Regions from separate parts of the Homo sapiens genome. Here region 2 is linked to region 1. A link is a contact called in ENCODE Hi-C or POLR2A ChIA-PET data. All regions are on one chromosome and are shown on one strand. The core of a region is the stretch at or near the end of the contact, and the rest is flanking DNA. Distances in the headings are between cores, read along the strand shown. Region 1 has its middle 24 kb from the start of PABPC4-AS1. Region 2 overlaps MACF1 (microtubule actin crosslinking factor 1).

Region 1 (3,842 bases), core at 802-3,301:
GGACCCAAGGTGGGTTAACCCTGTAGGACAGCGTCCCCACGCACAGCGCAGGATGGGTCAGCAGGAGGATGATGTGATCAGATTTATGATTAAAAACAATCACTCTGACTGCCAAGTGAAGATCAGACTATGAGGGTGAAGAAGCCAGGCTGGAAACAGGACTTGGTGGTCGTGGGGGAAGGGTGAAGAGTAGCTGGGCCAGGAGATGACCTGAAGTCAGATAGATGTGGCCTGCAGGTGATGCAGGAGTCCATGATGACGCCTAAGTTTCTGACCAAGCAGCTAAGTGGATGGTGGAGTCATTTACTGAAACAGGGAAAAGGGGGAGGAAGGGTGTGGGGGAGAAGGCCAAGGCCACATTTTGGACATGTGAAGTGTGAGATGCTCGTGGGATATCCAGCAAAGGTGAAAGGTAGGTGGTTGGACAGGAGTCTGGAGCTCAGGGAGCCATCAGCATGGTGACCCATGTGGACAAGCTTAACTCGGTGATTTCACTGAAAGTCCTGGGACTGGGCGGCGTGATTGCCCAGGGCATGGGTTCTCAGTGGTATCATACTGCCCCCTAGGGGCTACCAGAAACTGCAGTCTATTTTTGGTGGTCAGTAATACGGTGCTACTGGCATTGGAAGGAAGGGATCAGGGAGGGACTCTAGATGTCCTGCAGTCTCCTACGTAATGGAGAGTTACTCTAAATCCTGGACTTTCAAAAGCCCTGAATAACATTCATGTAGATAAGAAAAATCTATTTATAATGATCTGAGCCTACACCCTAACTCCATGTTCCATATAAATCCAAAGAATTATTTTTTTGTATCAAATTTTTCCAGAAATCAACCCATCCTGTCACTTTTCATTTCTTTTTGCTCAGAATTTTACCAAGAGATTTTTACTATTTCAAAACATCATGTTACTTTGATTCTGCCAAAACAACACACCTGAATCAGTCCACACTACTAAGTGCAGCTCTAGGCAGAAGTACACATGTTCAAGTACTTCATACATGTAGTTGCTTCCAAGCATTTGAATACTGAAATGCATATTATGTTATTACAAATTGTTTTCCTTTAATTTCCCTTTATATTACAACTATGAAATAATACTGTGGGGTTTTTCGTTTGAGACAGAGTCTCACTCTGTCACCCAGGCTGGAGTCCAAATGGTGCAATCTTGGCTCATTGCAACCTCTGCCTCCCCAGCTCAAGCCATCCTCCTACCTCAGCCTCCTGAGAAGCTGGGACTATAGGTGTTCACCAAGATGCCTGGCTGGTTTTTGTATTTTTTGTAGAGATGGGGTCTTGCCATGTTGCCCAGGCTGGTCTCAAACTCCTGGGCTCAAGCAATCCTCCCACCTCGGCCTCCCAAAGTGCTGGGATTATAGGCGTGAGCCACTGCACCCAGCCAATACCGTGTTTTTAATTAGGCATTCACTGGAAGGGTGCAGAGCTGTGACTTCCATCTCAGCACACTAGAGCATGAGCTGTAAGAGGCAGGTGCTAGGGTAAAAGGGTGAGAACTATTGAGGTAAAGAGTGAATACAGATACAGAAAAGCCATGGTGAGCACTGGGTCCCTCCAAAAATTTAGAGACTAGGAGGAGGAAGAGACAAGGGAAGAGACTGAGGGAAGACACCATGGGGCAAAAGGTAGGAGAAGAGGGAGGCCACCATTGTCACAGGAAGGCAAGCAGGCCAGGCAGGAGAGAATGATGCAGGCAGGGGAGTAGATCTGGCTGCAGGAAGACTAAATAGTTCTCTTCTGATTGTTTCTATAAATAAGCGACACCATCAGCTGAGAGGGAGAGTGTATGAAGCAATGCTGGAGGGCTGAGGAGTGAAGAAAAGGCGTGTTTTCCAGTCAGACGATGGATGACAAGTACCTCCAGCAATCTGGGAGGACCACTGGGCATTGCTCAAGGTGCCCTTAAGACCTGAGCTCCTCAACTCAAGAGGGACCAGATAGCTCAGGGCTGTGCTTTTCTCTAGCACACAGAGTTCTGCACTACGTAAGAAGGAGCACGAGAGAGGCAGCGGGATCCTTGGCAAGAGGAAGGAGAGTGCATGCAGCGACGGCGCGTGAGATGTGAGTGAGGCAACAGGGCAGTGTGGTGTGGGTGGATGGGCAGCGCATCTATGAGTCTAGGACACGTGCCAACCATGAAAAGCCCCAAAAGGATGACGTGCTGTCACATGAGGAAATCTGAATATGCACTGCAGTTGAGAGAATAGTATTGTAGCAGTGTTTGTTTTCTGATTTTGAGAACTATGTCCTGGTAACATTAAAAATACCCTGTTTCTTATGAAATACATGCTGAAGTATTTAGTGGTAGAGGAACATGAACTCTCCAACTTACTTTCAAATGGCTCTAAAAAAATACGCACTGTCTATAAAAATACACAGAAGGAGAATAAATAGGAAATGATGTTCACCAATATAAACAACTGGTGAACTTGAGTAAATGCCAGCAAAGGTGTATGGGGTTCATCGCACTATTCTTGTAACTCTTCCGTGAGCTTGACATTACATAAAATAAAAAGTTACAAAAACAATAACAAGACACCCCTGTAGGAGCAGACCCAGGCGTCTATGCTTCTTCCTCTTTTAATGAAAGGAGACAAATGGGAACTGAAATAACCCAAAATAAAAAACAGAAAAGCTTTTCAAAGCCCAAAGCTAACTCCACCCTAGCAAGGCTGAACGGTTCTCCTGTGTCTGGTAGCTGGGTCTCCTCCAGATTCCCTGTTTCTCAGCCAGAACCACGGCTCATCCTTCCACCCTGCACGGCCAGCTGCCCTCGCCCAGCCTCCCTTGTCACCACACGATGAGTGGTTCCTACCTGGTCCTGTGTGTTTGAAGATAAAGTTTTCATCATCAAATTTCTTCTTGTAGATGGACTTACCCCTGGTGCCACCGTGGTTTGTGAAATCACTGCCCTGGCAAATGAACTGGGGGATAATGCGGTGGAAGCTGCTTCCCTTGAAGCCGAGTCCTTTAAATGGGTGCACATGTAGAGAAAATTCTCTGGGATTGAGAAAGAGAAAAGTGCTGAGGTAAGAATATCTAACTAGATAATTAAAACTCCAGCTCTCTGTAACATGCCATCTCTACAAAAATAAAAATAATCATTTGGGTCCCAGCCACGGTGGCTCATGCCTGTAATCCCAGCACTTTGGGAGGCCAAGGTGGGTGGATCACCTGAGGTCAGGAGTTCGAGACCAGCCTGGCCAACATGGCAAAACCCCATCTCTACTAAAAATACAGAAACTAGCTAGGCATGGTGGCACACTCCTAGGTGACAAAGTGAGACCCTGTCTCTGAAATAAAATACACACACACCCCCAAACTCCAGCTCTCCAAATCTAAAAAAGTACATAGTACCTTTATTTAAACTAAATGCTTAAGTGTGGAAGTGGCACACAAATAGATAGAACAGACTAGGTGAAAAGAAGAGAAAGTCCCGAATAGACCCAGAAACGTATGAAAATTCAGTATTTCAGCTAGGCATGGTGGCTCACATCTGTAATCTCAGTACTTGGGGAGGCCAAGGCAGGAGGATTGCCTGAGCAGAGGAGTTGGAGACCAGCCTGGGCAACACGGCAAGACCTCATCTCTATTAAAATATATACATAGGCCAGGTGCGGTGGCTCGGGTCTGTAATCCCAGCACTTTGGGAGGCCGAGGTGGGTGGATCACCTGAGGTCAGGAGTTCAAGACCAGCCTGACCAATGTGGTAAAACCCTATCTCTAATAAAAATACAGAAAATTAGCTCGGCATGGTGGCATGTGCCTGTAATCCCAGCTACTCGGGAGGCTGAAGCAGGAGAATCACTTGAACCCGGGAGGCAA
Region 2 (4,170 bases), core at 1,671-4,170, 110 kb before region 1:
CAGCATGCTAAATTCTGTCTATTTTACTTTACAGTGTCTTTCCTGTCCATCTGTTTCTCTAATTCCCACTCTCCCCTCAGTTCATGACTTACGAGCTCTCACTAGGTGTATAGAGATAGCTTCTTCACTAATCACTCTACCACTAACCCTGGGGCCTTCCCCTTCCCATCCCCCAGCTGCAGATGAACCTTTCTGAAATAAGCCTTTAATCATATCTTTTCAAGCTCAGAGATATTTAATTGACTCCCTGTTAGAATAAAACCTTTAGATTATGAGGCTGACACACTGCCTGCCGTGCTAAGAAGGTGCTTAAAATAAAATATAAACTCTTTAACACACCATTCAAAGCCCTCTATTTGACCCTAACCTACCTTTCTTAGCTTCTACTATTCTTCTCACTCCTTAATATTATAGCTGAAGTAAACTATATTCTGTTCTTTAATATCTTCTGACAATGTCCTAACCCTGTGTCTTATTTTATGGGTTATAATACATCTTTCATGAAATGCTTTTGTCCAGCTCTCTCTCTTCTATAAAACTTACCTTTATTCCTCAATCATGGAATAATTTTTCCTGCCTCTTCACTGCCATAACTCTTTATCTGTACCTTGTATTATGATCATTATTTTATGTACTTACCTTCCTGGTCCATAAACTCCTTAAAGTCATGGTTTGTTTATCTAATGCATATTTTTATGACTCTTTCCTTCTACTTTACTTGTTTCCATCCTCCTAGCCTAATATAGTTTCTGGGCCAATATTTTAAATAGAAACAAATAACAAGAGTAGATATTTGATGCTTCTAAATTATTTTTAGCTCTTCTCCCTAAAAATACCTTTAATCTTATTACAATAAATTCTTCAAATTTTCAGATTCCAAAATCAAATGAGTAAGAAAGACATAAAAATTAGAGGCAATTTTTAAAAAATGAAATTCAAATTTAATAATAATTTTTAATATTGTATGTTTTAGTTGCATTACTTGAAGATATATTTTGAAGGCTGGCATAAACAAACTAGGAAAGAAAGTTTTAGACTTAGATTGCCACTTAAAAAATATGTTTTTCTTTATATTCAAACATAATTGAATTTCCAGTAATCAAAATGCCAACTTTTTTTATTTAAACCACTTCTTATTAAAATAACTTTGTCAGGGCATAACTAGCATAGGACCTGGCGTAAATTAGGTCTTCAGTAAAGGTTTGCTGAACTTAAGTGCATCATATACTCCCAGGCCTCTTCAAATGCCATATCTTAGTCTGTTTTTAGTAATTCAAAGACAACATTATGACCTTTCATTATTAATCTGCATGCTAATACAGTTCTGTGGTTGTTTTCTTGTCTGTTCCTTGTCAGGCTATCTCCAATATCCAGACTTCCTCCTCACTTTGTAATTTGCTGCTTTTATTTTATAGAGTAAAACAAACCACAGGTACTTTGGAAAGTACATCTCTTAGCACTTCTCTGGTCTCAGTGACAGTCATGTATCCCAGGAAAAGCCAAGCTTAGTTATGGATCTTATATTAAATAAGAGTTAAGATTCCAAGTGAGCTATAAAGTCTGTAGTTTTTTTTGTTTGGTTTTTTTTTGGGGGGGGTGCTTTTTGTGTTGGCAAATTCAGCCAGCGTGAGGTTTTTTGTTTGTTTCTTTTTTGTTTTTTTGCCTTAAATCTGGATTCAAAGTTATGTTCTGGGGCTTGAAATTACCAGAAGCCTGACTGGATTTTGGGGAGTTGGGGAGGGAGTTCTAGTTCATAGGCAATATACAGTCTTTACTCTTCAGATATCTTCACTCATAAATGAAGGTAGTAGTGACAGAGAGAATGAAAACAGACAACTTTTTGCCTCCTTTAAACCTTATTTTGGTCAGATGTTCAGGTGATATATATACTACATTCTGTTTTGATTTGTGTTAAATAAGGAGAACATTAGAAGATTTGATTCTACTGTTGCTACTCACCAGGTGATTGGACAAATCTTTCTTTAAGCCTTCTGACTGAACTTTCTCTTTTATAATAGGGGGATAATTATTCTTTTATAATGGGGGATAATTATTCTGTCCACCTTACAAGGTTATGACAGAATGAGAATAAGGTTAATGGTGTGAAATCCTTTAAAACATCGAAATGCTACATAACGTGTGTTCTGTTTACTATTGGTATTTAAACTATACCTGGAAAAGACTATTCTTTTACTGAGTATAGTACTATTACCAGTTTTAATGTGACTTTTCTTCCTGAGCAGCTTGTTCTATATATTTGTGTAGGCAAAAACAGCTGGAAGACATCCTGGTTCTGGCCAAACAGTTCCATGAGACAGCTGAGCCTATTTCTGACTTCTTATCTGTCACAGAGAAAAAGCTTGCTAACTCAGAACCTGTTGGCACTCAGACTGCCAAAATACAGCAGCAGATCATTCGGCACAAGGTAGGGAGTGGTTACAGTAAATGAAAATAGAAAACTGGAATTAGAAATCCTAGAAATGAGTAAACTGCCTGCAGCATTCTAGAGGATGTGTGTTTTGTGGGTTTAACTTAAAATATGGTCAGATTATTAATTGGAAAAGTCACATTCTTGAAATACAAATAGAAATTGACTGATAGGCTACCACCGGAATAAACAGCTTTTGTTCCCAATTTTTATATTATTTTTGCCTTTCAGTCGGTGAGTTTTTTAATTGTTTAATTTGTTGTATCATTTGTTATTCATCATTTTGTGTTTACTTTTCATTTATTTTGTTTCTGTTATTCATTTTTTCCATCTGGATTTCCAGGCTCTGGAAGAAGACATAGAAAACCATGCAACAGATGTGCACCAGGCAGTCAAAATTGGGCAGTCCCTCTCCTCCCTGACATCTCCTGCAGAACAGGGTGTGCTGTCAGAAAAGATAGACTCATTGCAGGCCCGATACAGTGAAATTCAAGACCGCTGTTGTCGGAAGGCAGCCCTACTTGACCAAGCTCTGTCTAATGCTAGGCTGTTTGGGGAGGATGAGGTGGAGGTGCTCAACTGGCTGGCTGAGGTTGAGGACAAGCTCAGTTCAGTGTTCGTAAAGGATTTCAAACAGGATGTCCTGCACAGGCAGCATGCTGACCACCTGGTATTCATGTTTCCATTTTTATTGGTTATGTTATTCTGTTATTTTGTTATTTTGATTCATGTTTCTCTTCATTTATTTTTTTTTCTTCATTACAAACACTTCAACTTTATTTTATACACAAGTGCATAGTTAGTGGACTTGATGCTGACTGCTAATCTGTTTTTGGATGAGTCCATGGAAATACTTATATTTAACAAGTTAAATCAGTAATTCTAGAAGATGGTACAGGGTATATAGTCAGGGGCCATCTGAACTCCAACTCATGATTTACATTATTAGGTGATGGGTCACTAAGATTCTATTTGAGCAGTTTTATGAAAGATAATGTGCTTTAACAAAACCAGATCTATCTGTGTAGTGCCCAGGATTTGATCATACAGTTAAAAAACTTTTAGGATATTTCTGGATTTGTTCAAATTCCGGGGATTCTGTGTCATCTTAATAGAAGAGTTTGCCTTTTTCATTTCATTTTTATGAAATCTGTTTGGGAGAGTAAAAATAGGTAATTTTTCTAATAGTCTGATTCTTTTGCTTCGTCAACTTTAAATATGAAGAGAGTTTTTAACCAGGATTCTGATTTAAGTCAGTCTGTTCTTACTGAATTTCTTCTCTTGAACTTTCTGTTTATTCCTTATTTTGGACACAGTAGACAATTTTGCTCAATTTCACTTCTGCCTTTCTTGGGTTCAGGTTTGGTACCAATAATTGGTAAAGCTGATGTAATTCTAAGTTTTTCTCATCCAGCGCATAGGAAAGCTTGCCTATAGGTATCTGATTTAATTATTTTGAATAGTCAATGGGCTAACCAAGGAGAAGATGAGGGGATCAAATATCTGATGTTTAAATTAAACTAGTATTCATCTCTTTACTTTAAATTTGATCTCTTAAAGGTCTCGCATTTTGTTTCATTTGTAGTGCCACAGTTTCAGGATTAATGGTATTCTTTCCTTTCAGGCTTTAAATGAAGAAATTGTTAATAGAAAGAAGAATGTAGATCAAGCTATTAAAAATGGTCAGGCTCTTCTAAAACAAACCACAGGTACTTTGAAAAGTGTGTCTCTTAGCACCCCTA

What was found. A loop is a pair of places that touch in the nucleus more often than their neighbours do. ChIA-PET counts read pairs that join two places held with the same protein, here RNA polymerase II (POLR2A). Pooled maps may share reads with other maps.
Region 2: a map of endothelial cell of hepatic sinusoid shows a loop between it and region 1 (7-fold over the local background). The contact joins two enhancer-like sites. A Hi-C loop is called at or near these places in 5 of 168 maps with a recorded cell type or tissue (HepG2, dorsolateral prefrontal cortex, endothelial cell of hepatic sinusoid and 2 more), 3 of 37 single-sample maps with no recorded cell type and 10 of 50 pooled maps. POLR2A ChIA-PET finds 5 or more read pairs at or near these places in 5 of 52 experiments (B cell, CD8-positive, alpha-beta memory T cell, Caco-2 and 2 more).

What each region holds. Positions count from the first base shown.
Region 1 is chr1:39,538,825-39,542,666 of GRCh38, forward strand. It overlaps the pseudogene PPIEL. Among named protein-coding and RNA genes, the nearest start is that of PABPC4-AS1, 24 kb to the right of the region's middle. Within about 2 kb of position 2,052, at least 13 of the 41 ENCODE cell types and tissues checked have a DNase peak (open chromatin) inside an H3K27ac peak, as active enhancers do; they include gastrocnemius medialis, where a contact is called at or near this core.
Region 2 is chr1:39,425,190-39,429,359 of GRCh38, forward strand. MACF1 (microtubule actin crosslinking factor 1) reads left to right here. Exons shown (of 101, transcript NM_001394062.1): 62 at 2,266-2,425; 63 at 2,772-3,098; 64 at 4,053-4,137. Among named protein-coding and RNA genes, the nearest start is that of BMP8A, 64 kb to the right of the region's middle. Within about 2 kb of position 2,921, at least 2 of the 41 ENCODE cell types and tissues checked have a DNase peak (open chromatin) inside an H3K27ac peak, as active enhancers do; they include gastrocnemius medialis, where a contact is called at or near this core.